2 separate regions of the Homo sapiens genome follow, and region 2 is linked to region 1. Evidence: read pairs that join two places in POLR2A ChIA-PET (ENCODE). Cell type or tissue: MCF 10A. All regions are shown on one strand. Each heading gives the region's core, and the rest is flanking DNA. Links, peaks and the distances in the headings are about the cores only.

Region 1 (5,369 bases), core at 169-5,168:
CTGGCCCTACCATTAGCTGTGAGATTCTGGGCAGCAAGTGCACAGTTCTCTGAAGCCCAAGCTGGTTTTGACTAGGCCTTCCTTCCTTCCTGCTCTGACAGTCATTCCATTCACATGCATACTTATTGAGCACCATTTGTTCTGGGCTGGGGAAGAACCTCTTTTACAAAGACCCAAATATTTTAAAGCCTCAACATTTTAGGCTTTTCAGGCCACATGGTCTTTGTCATAACGACTCAACTCTGCCACTGCAGCACAAAAGCAGCCATAGACAATATATACATGAATGAGCACTGCTGTGTTCCAATAAAACTTTATAGACATTGAAATTTAAGTTTCATATACATTTTTACATGTCATGAAATATCTTTCTGATTTTTCCAACCATTTAAAAATATAAACAGTTAACTGGAAGGTTCTACAAAAGCAGATGGCAGGTAGGATTTGGCCTGTGGGCCAGTTTGCCAACTTCTGCTCTAAAGACACAGTGGTGAATAAGAGAGTCAACCACACTCTGTGGTTCTGCAACTAGCACTTCTAGAGGCCTCCTCTGGTTTTGGGGTGACCCTATGAAAGGAGGCTCTGCTTCATTTTGTTGCACATTGGTATAGCCTGGTCTTCTCTTCCTTTGAAACCTCATATAACCATGATGGCCACATTGTGGGGTCCCAATCATCATGGCCCCCTGGGCTGTGCCAGGGGCTCCTCATGCCTAGGGGGAAAAGGCTTGGGTTAAGTGTCAGAATAGGGTGGAAGGAAAGGCACATCTATATGTTGGTAGTGGAGAAGGCTACAATGAACAAAAAAATCTGTAATTGTTTCTTCCAACAATTCAGAAAAGAAAAGAAAAAAAAGATTAGCTGAGACTGTGCCATTATCTGTTTATGTTGGATAAGTGGGTGGTGGGAGCTGATAGAGAATGAAAGAAGTAGCACTAAACTATGGAGGCTCTACAGCCACAATATACCACTCCCCTACTGTCCCCACCAAAGTCCCCTTCCAGGATCTAGTTCTGAGATCCCTCTCCAGGAAGCACTGGACAAGGAAACTGCCATGTATGTGTTTCTAACAAAGTCCAGTAGGAACACCAGTATTGGTGAGTTCAATGATGATTCTGGAGTGTAGACACAGAGGTAGGTTGTGGCACACCACCCAGAGGCCTACCGTACACACCCAAACATGTCCTTTAAGGACATTTTGTCTAGAAGATCACACAAAGACTGCCTAGAAGGGTCTCTGGAGCACTGTTGAAGGCAACAAGGGCTGTACAAACTCAAAAAGGTTCAATGGGCCGAGCACGTGGCTGACGCCTGTAATCCCAACATTTTGGGAGGCCAAGGTGGGTGGATCACCTGAGGTCAGGAATTCAAGACCAGCCTGGCCAACATGGTGAAACCCCGTCTCAACTAAATAATAAAAAAATTAGCTAGGTGTGGTGGCATGAGCCTGTAGTCCCAGCTACTCGGGAGGCTGAAGCAGGAGAATCGCTGGAACCCGGGAGGCAGAGGTTGCAGTGAGCCACGATCGTGCCACTGCACTCCAGCCTGGACAACAGGGTGAGACTCTCTGAAAACAAACAAACAAACAAACAAACAAACAAAAAGGCTCAATGGGGCATGTCTAGCCCCTGCTAGGGCCCGTCCAGCTCACCATCTTCAACCACAAAGTCCTTAGAATCATCAAAGCATTTACTGAGGGGCAAAGAAGTGACTTTAAATGTTATTCCAGGTAAACCCATTCATCTGATGGAGGGAAAAACTGAGCCCTAGAATGGTTAAGTCGCTTGCCCAAGATCACAACATTTGTAGTGTCAGTGACCGGGTCTTATTTTCACTAAATTACAATACTTCAACTACCCACTCATTCTGAGAAAAAGCGCAGAAAGACGAACAAACAAAAGACAGCTAACAATCATTACATACTTATTTTATTACCTCAATCTTCACAACCACCCAGTGAGGTAGGTATTATTATTATCCCATTCTGCAGCTGAGGAAACAGAGCCTTGCAGCAGTAAAATAACTTGTTCAGAGTCACAGGGCAGGCAAGTAGTGAGAATGGGCACTGAACACAGGCAGTCTGATTCCAAAGTCTGTCCCCTTAACCTGCATATTGTGCTCTGAACCTTACACCTCTGTCCTCCTGATGATGATTATGGCTGGGGGAGAGGGGTGACAAGGTTACCACCAGCAGGCTCCCACACGCCCCTCCTCCAGGTGACTCATTAGACCTCAGAAGGACTGGCTCCCTGCTATATTTACCACAAAAGCCCTCCACCCTCTGCTCTCCCTGAAACCGCCTGCCAGGAGGAGAGTCCCCTGTCCTAGTCTTCGAGAGAAACAATGGTATTAAATATTTTCCCACCCACACACAGAAGGCAGGTCAGGACTTACCGGAAGCAAGTCCGTCTCCAAGCAGGGTGCAAAGGATCACTAGCGGAAGGAACACTCCATGTCCCACGGAGGCCACGGCAAACACTGAGGTGCTCTTTGGTGCTATCCTGCCATGGCACATCTTTTATCCGTCCAAGTTTTTTTAAAAAGAAAAAATTTAAAATCCAGAAGAATCCTAAAGTCGGCCGGGAGCTGATTCACCTGTAACAAACAAACAAGGACATAAAGTGAAAACTTCAGCCATAAGTTAGTTAAAAGCAGCCACTTTGGTAAGGAAGCCATAATCACACACAAAGTTGAGAGAATTCTAGCAACTATTCGAATCCCTGCTGCCAGGAGAGGCAAGCACAGAAGTGGCTTTTCAACTCCTCCCTGGGGAAACAAGGCCTGCAGCGTGCAGAAGCCAGGAGGTGAGCTCTGTCTCACCTGGATGGCAGTCAGGCACAGCAGGGCTTTCAGAAACTGCCCAGCTCTGCCCCACCGCCTGCCTGGAGGCTCCAGCAGAGAGACGGCTATTGACACAGAGCTGCTACACCCAAGTCAGGCTTTGCCTTTGCCACTTGGACTCAGAACAAGTTCAACTAACCAAAAGGAAAAAAAGAGAGAGAACACGTGTCGTAAAGAGAGAATACACCGCCTAGAGAAGGAATGCAGCAGTGGGAGCTGAGGGCCCCAGCCTGCTTGCTAAACTGCCAAAGGCTGATGAGCCGGAGGACCTGACTCGACAGCCGTGAATCTCATTAATCAAGGCTCACCCAACACACCTGTGACCACATTATGTTGGCTGTCCCTGAAAAAGATGAGACGGGGGGAGGCATGGAGAATGGGCTGCAATTGCTAACTAGCCCTACCACCCACCCACTCTAGTTCAGACAAAGACTTCAGAAAAATAGGAACCAGTAGAGAGACAGAGAGAGAGTGAGAAAGAGTGTGTGTATCAGAGCTCAAGACTTTAAAGATTCTTTTCTATAAGCCTTTAGGGAGGTAAATGGGTTGACGATACATTACAATACATTATGGTGTGGGCCTATTATATTTCAGTTAACTTATTTAATTTCATTTGCCAGTTATTTTAGTTTACAACAGGTATTCCATATAATATTACACTTCTTTTTTTTAAGTTACACACACACACCCCCTTCTCCATTAATAAGGCTTTATATGCATAGATTAGGGAGTCTGCCATCTATAACCCTAATAAAGGATGCCCCTGGGACTCTGCCAGGGATACTACCCAGATCTGATTTTGTTTTTTTTTTGAGACACAGTCTTGCTCTGTTGCCCAGGCTAGAGTGCAATGGCACAATCTTGGCTCACTGCAACCTCCACCTCCCGGGTTGAAGTGATTCTCCTGCCTCAGCCTCCCAAGCAGCTGGAATTACAGGTGCCCGCCACCACACCCAGCTAATTTTTGTATTTTTAGTAGAGATGGGGTTTCACCATGTTGGCCAGGCTGGTCTCAAACTCCTGACCTCAAGTGATCCGCCATCTCAGCCTCCCAAAGTGCTGGGATTACAGGCGTGAACCACTGCACCTGGTACCAAATCTGATTTTAATCTGTGTCTGAAGCATGACTCAGGCCTACTCTCCCCTCCTAAAGAGGGTAACTGAAAACAGCAACGTAAGTTGTCTCTGTCCAAAGCAAGACTCTCTGTGAGAATTGTCAAAGGTTCATGAACAGAGCTGGCCACTGGTCCTCACCCATTTCCCTCTAATAATTGTGACTATAGCAGTCTTCTGTCCCCAGGTTTCACCCAGACTCCAGTTTGAGCCTTTAAAACTGTAGAACAGGGATGGTTCATGCAGAGGTCTGGGATGGAGTCTGTGAGTGACCACCAAACAGTACACAAAACTGTGTGTCGAATGTGTGCCCATTTATGTGGCTAAGAACAGTAAAGTCAGAATGCCTGGATTCAAATCTGTTTCTTTATTATGACCTTGTGGTCAAGTCATATAACCTCTCTTAGCCTTAGTCTCCTCATCTGTAAAATAGGGATAGTAACCATACTAACTTCGTAGAGTTGATGTAAGGATTAGGATAGACAAAGTGCCTGGCAAAGTGCTTGGTGCTTTGTAAGTCCTCAGTAAACACTGGCTGCTGCTGCTGTTGTAATCATTAATAAGACCTGCACAGTAGGGGCCTTAGAGTTCCTCAAGTTCCACCATCTCATTTGACAGATGCCAAATTAAGGTCCAAAGTGGTTAAGGGATATACTCAGAGGCCCCAGCTGGTCAGTGACAGAACTGGCAATGGGCCCTTTGGTATTGCTGTTTTAGGTGCAGTCACACCAGGTAACCCTACCGGGCAGTTGTCATCCCCTCAAGGCAATAACCAGTGGATCATCAAGAATGACACCTGCATGTGCCACATCACAGCACGTGTATAAAAAATATTTAAGCAGTGAATAAATGAGGCCACATAAGGTAGTGCTTAGGTGTTTTGTGCATAAGTGGTGGTAGTCAGGAAAGACTGCCTAGAGGAGGTGATGCTGAGTCCTAAAGGATGTGAGAGGGAGGGAGGGAGGGAAGAATGGAGGAATAGGGAGGGAGGGAAGAATGGAGGAAGACGGAGGGAGGGAAGAATGGAGGAAGAGGAAGAGGAAGGGAAAGGAAAGGAGGAAGGAAGGAAAAGAAAAAAAAAAGGAAGCACCAAATACAAGTGGATCAGAGTACTATGGGAGCACATTACTCCTGGCAGAGGCTGGAGGCAGGGGCTAAGCAGAGGGGTTTAAACTTTACCCTTACAAGGATTCTAAACAGGGAAATTATAAGACTAAACTCATTTAGGAAGATCATACTGGCAGGGATTTTAGAGGATTTTGGTGGGGTGTGAGGGGACAGGCAAGGGAAGAGCAGTGGGGCCGGCCAAATGGTAAAGAATCTTAAATTTAGTTTTTTGGCGTTTTTTGGTTGTTTTTTAAAAGACAGGGTCTCACTCTGTCATCCAGGCTGGAATGCAGTGGTGTGAGCACAGCT
Region 2 (5,369 bases), core at 161-5,160, 360 kb before region 1:
TCTAGGCCCTTGTGCAACTTCCCCTGGGGAAGGAGAAAAAGATTGATGTTGGGAGTCCCACACATTCACATCCTCAGTGTGCAGGGCGCTGGGACAGAGCACATGACTACCAGAGGTCAGAAGTGGGGCAGAGGGCTCACTGTTCCAGAGGGATCCTAGATCAGGGTCGAAGGCCTGTCTGCACATTCTGAAGCTGTTCCTGGTGGGGAAACTATTCAAGGCACTTGTCATGCCACCCTGACTTCTCTGGGGTTTGCTGAGTTTTCCAGAAGGGAGATAATCTCTGACCCCTCCCCTGTGAACAAGCCAGCAAACTCCCTCCTCTTCCACCCCACCAAGTAACGTCCAAGTTCAGGGAAAAAGAAGTTCCATTATGCGGGGGGAAAAAAAGCCAGTCATCCATCCCTGTTAGATGCCTATTCCTAATTAGCTGAATTTCAGTCTTGAGCAGGTAATCCGGGCATCCTGGACTGATTCCAGGAGGATGCAATTAGTGGATCTGCCAAGGGGACCTCATCGTGACAGGTTTAACTCAAAGAGTACCTGGCGGAAGGTGTGAGGGAGCCGTGGAGAGCTGCCAGCTGCCTCTAACTTTTAGGAAATCTGCTTAGTCTGTCATGGAAACCAGGCTCAGGAGGTCTTTGAAACAGGCATGAAGTTATTCACTGAAGAACTCAGATTTTGTCTCTGCCAGCATACACAGTATTCTGGTGTTTTCCATCTTTCCCTATTTTACCTGCAATATTCACTGTTAAGACGGCCCCTGCAGTGCATACCAGCTGCAAAGGCAGAAAATTTTGTTGGAATTCTATTGGTGCAGGTAGGGGAGTGACCTGCCTGTCCCTGCCTTTCCCCAAACAGCAGGGAGGACACAGGCTGTGGAGCAGAGACAGAAGGCCCCCAAGGAAGGAACTCAGTTCTCTCAAGCAATGAGGGAGGCAGTCAGGGACCTTCCTGCTCAGCCCCTCCTGCCAGGGAGCCATGAGAGTTCCAAGGCAAAGGCAGCTCTTCCTTTAACCTTTAGGCTCAGTATAGCGTAATGTCTACCTAGAGGCTGGAATAATAAAGCCTCAGTCACTGAGACGGGAAGGGATGAGGTCATCCCACCCAGAGGCCCTGCCAGGGGAGGCGCACTCCCTCCAACACGTGTTTCTGGGGCTCCCGCCTGTCCAGCTTTCAGCCACTCCATTGATAGAGCTCTGCCACCCTCCTTTGGGCTATTTTGCAGCAAGAAGCAGTTCTTCTTCTGACTTTACAACCTCCAAGAGTTTCCTTCCATGCCTGAGAGTGACCATCATCTGACTCCTGCCCCTTTCCCTGCCTTTCTTCTGATTTTCCCTTCCTGACATCTCCTTGCCAGAAGAACAACATTTTGACTCTCTTCACTCCCATCAAGGCCTCCCAGTGCAGGGCAGCCACGACTTCTGATTGCTGCCCCCCACCCTGCCTGGCTCCCAGCTGAGCCACTGGGCTGAGATGTGCAGCATTCACTTCCTCAGGAGAGATCCTCTGAGCCCCTCCAGGTAGTGCCTCTGGGCTCCCTCTAACACTGGCATGACTCACAGCCTGCCCTGTGAGGCCCGAGGGTCCTGTTGCCTTCCTTCCTCCTTCCCAGCTAGCATGATATTCTCTGCTTCTGAACTCCTTCGGCTGCCAAAACAACCCTCAAATCCCTAAATAAGAGAGCCCTACCTCTACCTGTAAGCTGGGTAGCCCTAGGGTCATCTTTGGAATCCAACACTTTGGCCAGGCCAAACTCCAAGTACATTAATAGCAGAAAATTTCAGCTTTGAGTCCATGAGGGATTGTGAACCCTCTGAGAGCCTACACAAAGATGTGAGCTCTCTCTCTAGAGAAATGGACATACACAGAGAAGTCTGCAGATTTCAGATTAATGGACTCCCTAAATCCATTCAAAGTCCATGGACTCAGGTTAAAAAAAAAAAAGACAAAAACAAAACAAAACAAAACCCTTGATCTAGAGGAATGGAGGCTCTAGCCATGGCCCAAGAAGAATATTTAAGCATGATGCTTAAAGAAGAAGATGGAGTCAGACAAAAGACAGTAGCTGGAAGGGTTTGGGGATAGTTTCCCTACTTCCAACAAAACTATTGAAGGCAATGGATTTAAAAACTCTGTAAATCAAGTTTCTGGCCTGGCAACAGCCTTAAGTCACAGATGAAGTTGACAGCAGGTACCCACTATGCTTTGTACAAGCTCTTGGCTAAGACTTAGATCCAGCAGGAGTCCTAGCATAGCAGTAAGTCTGTGCAAAAGAAGACCCAAGAGGCCTCTGTTAACTGAACAAAATCTGAGATTTTTCCTGGGGGAGTGCTGGATAGGCATGGAGCAGGGAGGCCTCCCCCAGAGCTTCAGGAATCTCTCAAGCAGTCTTTGCTGGAGACTTTCCATCACAGTTAGACCCCCTCAACCACAAAGCCATAGCCCAAGAAAGCCCAAAGCCTTGCCCCTTCCCCTCCCAGCTCCAGGATTACACTGGCCTCAGGCTCCCAACCTGTCTCACACAAGCACACATATATTCCACTGGAGGTCAGGACTGCCGAATTCAAAGCTGGTCATCAGGCAAAGGCTGGGGACCTAAGTTAGAGGGAGCAAGAGCTCCTTAGGATCAGTGTAACAGCACTCGCTTGTCCACACTGCAGACTTCTCCATGGGTAAAGTACTACTTCTACTAAAAGGGCTCACTGGGTAGGTACAATATCCAAGTTTCCTTGGATATGGTATGAAAAGACACACCCAAATGATACCAGATTCCAGATTTTAGAAGACTATGGTTCAGACAACATAAGCCAAATAACGTTGGTGTCTGCCCTACCTCTGGGCTGTTTTTGTGACTGTCCTGTTGACTTCTGCCTCCAGGGATGAGGAAACCCACTAGAGCCAAGTTCCTCCCCAAACTGGCCCCAAGGAGCCTTCTCCCAGTTTCAGAGGTGGCATAGGCTACACTTCTCCCACAGCACTTTCAGTTTTGCTTCTGCAGCCTCAGCCCCACCAGGCCTTGGCTGCAATGCACAGCTGGAGAGCCAGCTCCGTTTACCACAAGGAAACCTGCTTTGGCCAAGATCTCGGGCCCAGTTCTGCTGTCCTAAGCAGTTTTAGAGAAGGTAAGGCGGGACGGCCTGGAGGCACTAGCCAAGCCAAGCAGACCAACTGAGCCCCGTCTGGAGTTGGGTCCAGGCCCCGCCAGCTGTGCGGGTGCGGCTGGGAAATGCCAAGTCAGCCACATTCCAGCCTCTTCCTTGCAAAGCCATCAACAGGCAACCACACTGGGCAGGAAGGAGGAAGCCACAGTACAGTCTCCCCTCAGGGGACCACGTGAAGGGCCAAGAGGCTCACACAGCCCTTCCCACCTCCCCTCAAAGTTGACTTTCCCTGGGGGAGGGTGAAGCCAGGAGAGGGTTCCCCTGCTCTAGAAGACTCTGCCGGCTGAGATCTCAGAAATCTTCCTTTGGGACTGATAAATGCTAATGGGTGCTGTGGGAAGGCTGTTCTAAGGGGGAACACTGCCTCCTGGAGCCCTGGCCAGAGGGGCCAAAGGGATAACTCACTCACACAGAAAACATTCACCAAGAGGGACTATCATCCATTGATATTTGCAATGCACACCCTCCCACGCACCTGCCATAGAGTTTTCACAGACACCCCATTCTACTCTGCCTATTTTTAGATCTTTGTAGCACTGTTTTTTGCTAATAAATCAGGCCAGAAAAGGGAGTAGATGCCTCCCACTCTTCTACTCCCTGCATGTAGCAAGTCTTGAAATCCTATTGATTTCTTTACAAAAGCTTCAGCAAATCATCCCTTTCCCACGGTCCATGCCCTCATCACCCTTCATGCTGACACTTGCTATCGTCTTCCTGCCTGCCTTGCTCCCCTCCAATCCTGCTTCCATAGTGCCATCAGGATGACTCTGCAAAAATGCCCACCTAACCCTGCAGCTCCCTTCTGCCCTGCATCTTGACTCCCAGGGCCTGGCACCAGCTGGGCTCTGCTCAACTCTGCAGCCTCATCTCCTACCTGTCCCCAGCCTGACTCCCAAACATAAACCATACTACTTCTTACAATTCCTTCCACACTTCCTACCCTGTTCACACCTCACTACCCACATGGTCCCCTCTGCTGGAAGGCCCTTACCCCTGGTCCATCTAGGTCAGGCATTTTCCCACTCATAAGGGAAGATGGGGCTCCACTGTTGCTCCCATGGAAGGCCTTCCCTCACATGCTCTGGCTCCCCAGGGTCCCTGCAACACTTTCTCAGCCTCTATTATCCTACCGACTTTATACTGCAGTCATATGGTTGTTCTGTATCTCCCTTCCAGACCAGAAATGATCCCCTTTTCTTCAGATGCCCCAGAACCTAGCATGGAGCTCATACCAGGGGCGGGTTGAAACGTGAGAGCTGATGCAAAGCCAACATCTCCATGCCTGACAGGAAGTAGACTGGGAGGAAGGCACCTTTTTTCTGCACTGTCCAAACATCTTCTATCCCTTTTTCCCACTGTCCCCAAGTGAGACTGTTTCCCTGGCCCCAGCTGATGTCCAGCTTTAACTACTAGAGTCTGAGAGGATAAAGGAGGGATCAGATGCGGCTTCCTTAACCTCATGCCTGTAGCCCCAACTCTGCCTGAATTCCACAGCCAAGGCCAAAACTCAGAATGCCTGGATTTCCTAATTGTCTTCGTCAGTCCTGTTCCAGACATGCTACCTGACCTCCAGCTGCCTCATACCTCTGCTCCTCCATCAAACAAGAGGGACAACTGGCCAGGGTCTGTCTGCATGGCGCTCCAAGTCCCTGGGTCCTGGCCAGGGTACCCTCGGGCCCTGGTTACAAAATAGCACCACAGTAAACTTGACAGCTGGCTCCAGCCTTATACTTGGTCTTGTGGTGGTTGGTTGACCCTCTGATGTGTGCCAGAAAGAGGTCTTATCGAGACAGGGATCCATCCATCTATCCCCCGTCCCTCTAGCTATTTATTCATTTATCATATTTTACTGGGCACCTACTATGTTCCAGACACTAGTCTAAGCTCTGGGAATACAGGAGGGAAGAAGACAGAAAATGTTTCTTCTCTCATAGAACTTAAATTCTCCTTGGGTTTAGGGAGACAGATAATATATCAACAAGCCAGCAAAATATCAGACCGTGATATATGCTAGGCTGAGTTAAAAAGGGGTGCTGAGGTACAGGGTGAACAGGCAGCTCCTACAGATTGAGTGGTACTTGAGAAGGTGACATTTAAATAGATAAGCAGGGGCCAGTCATTGGAAGATGGGGAACTGAATTCTAGGAGCAACTGACATAGAGGTCCTGGAACAGGCAAGAGCTTGACTTGTTTGAGGAACCAGAA

Evidence for each region. Peaks named below come from ENCODE experiments on the same cell type or tissue, not always from the same donor. Only the 100,000 strongest peaks of a DNase experiment are listed, where the experiment ranks them.
Region 2: POLR2A ChIA-PET joins it to region 1 with 7 read pairs; 2 of 35 experiments call an interaction of 5 or more read pairs at or near these places.

What each region holds. Positions count from the first base shown.
Region 1 is chr14:69,655,738-69,661,106 of GRCh38, reverse strand. It overlaps SUSD6 (sushi domain containing 6), which reads right to left. Exons shown (of 6, transcript NM_014734.4): 2 at 2,394-2,594. The coding sequence starts at 2,514. Among named protein-coding and RNA genes, the nearest start is that of SUSD6, 47 kb to the right of the region's middle. RefSeq lists an enhancer at 2,628-3,408. In MCF 10A, for the core only: no CTCF peak of the experiment used is centred there; DNase peaks (open chromatin) are centred at 2,256 and 2,956.
Region 2 is chr14:70,016,730-70,022,098 of GRCh38, reverse strand. All of the region lies in intron 10 of SMOC1 (SPARC related modular calcium binding 1), which reads right to left. Among named protein-coding and RNA genes, the nearest start is that of SNORD169, 41 kb to the right of the region's middle. RefSeq lists an enhancer at 993-1,287. In MCF 10A, for the core only: no CTCF peak of the experiment used is centred there; no DNase peak of the experiment used is centred there.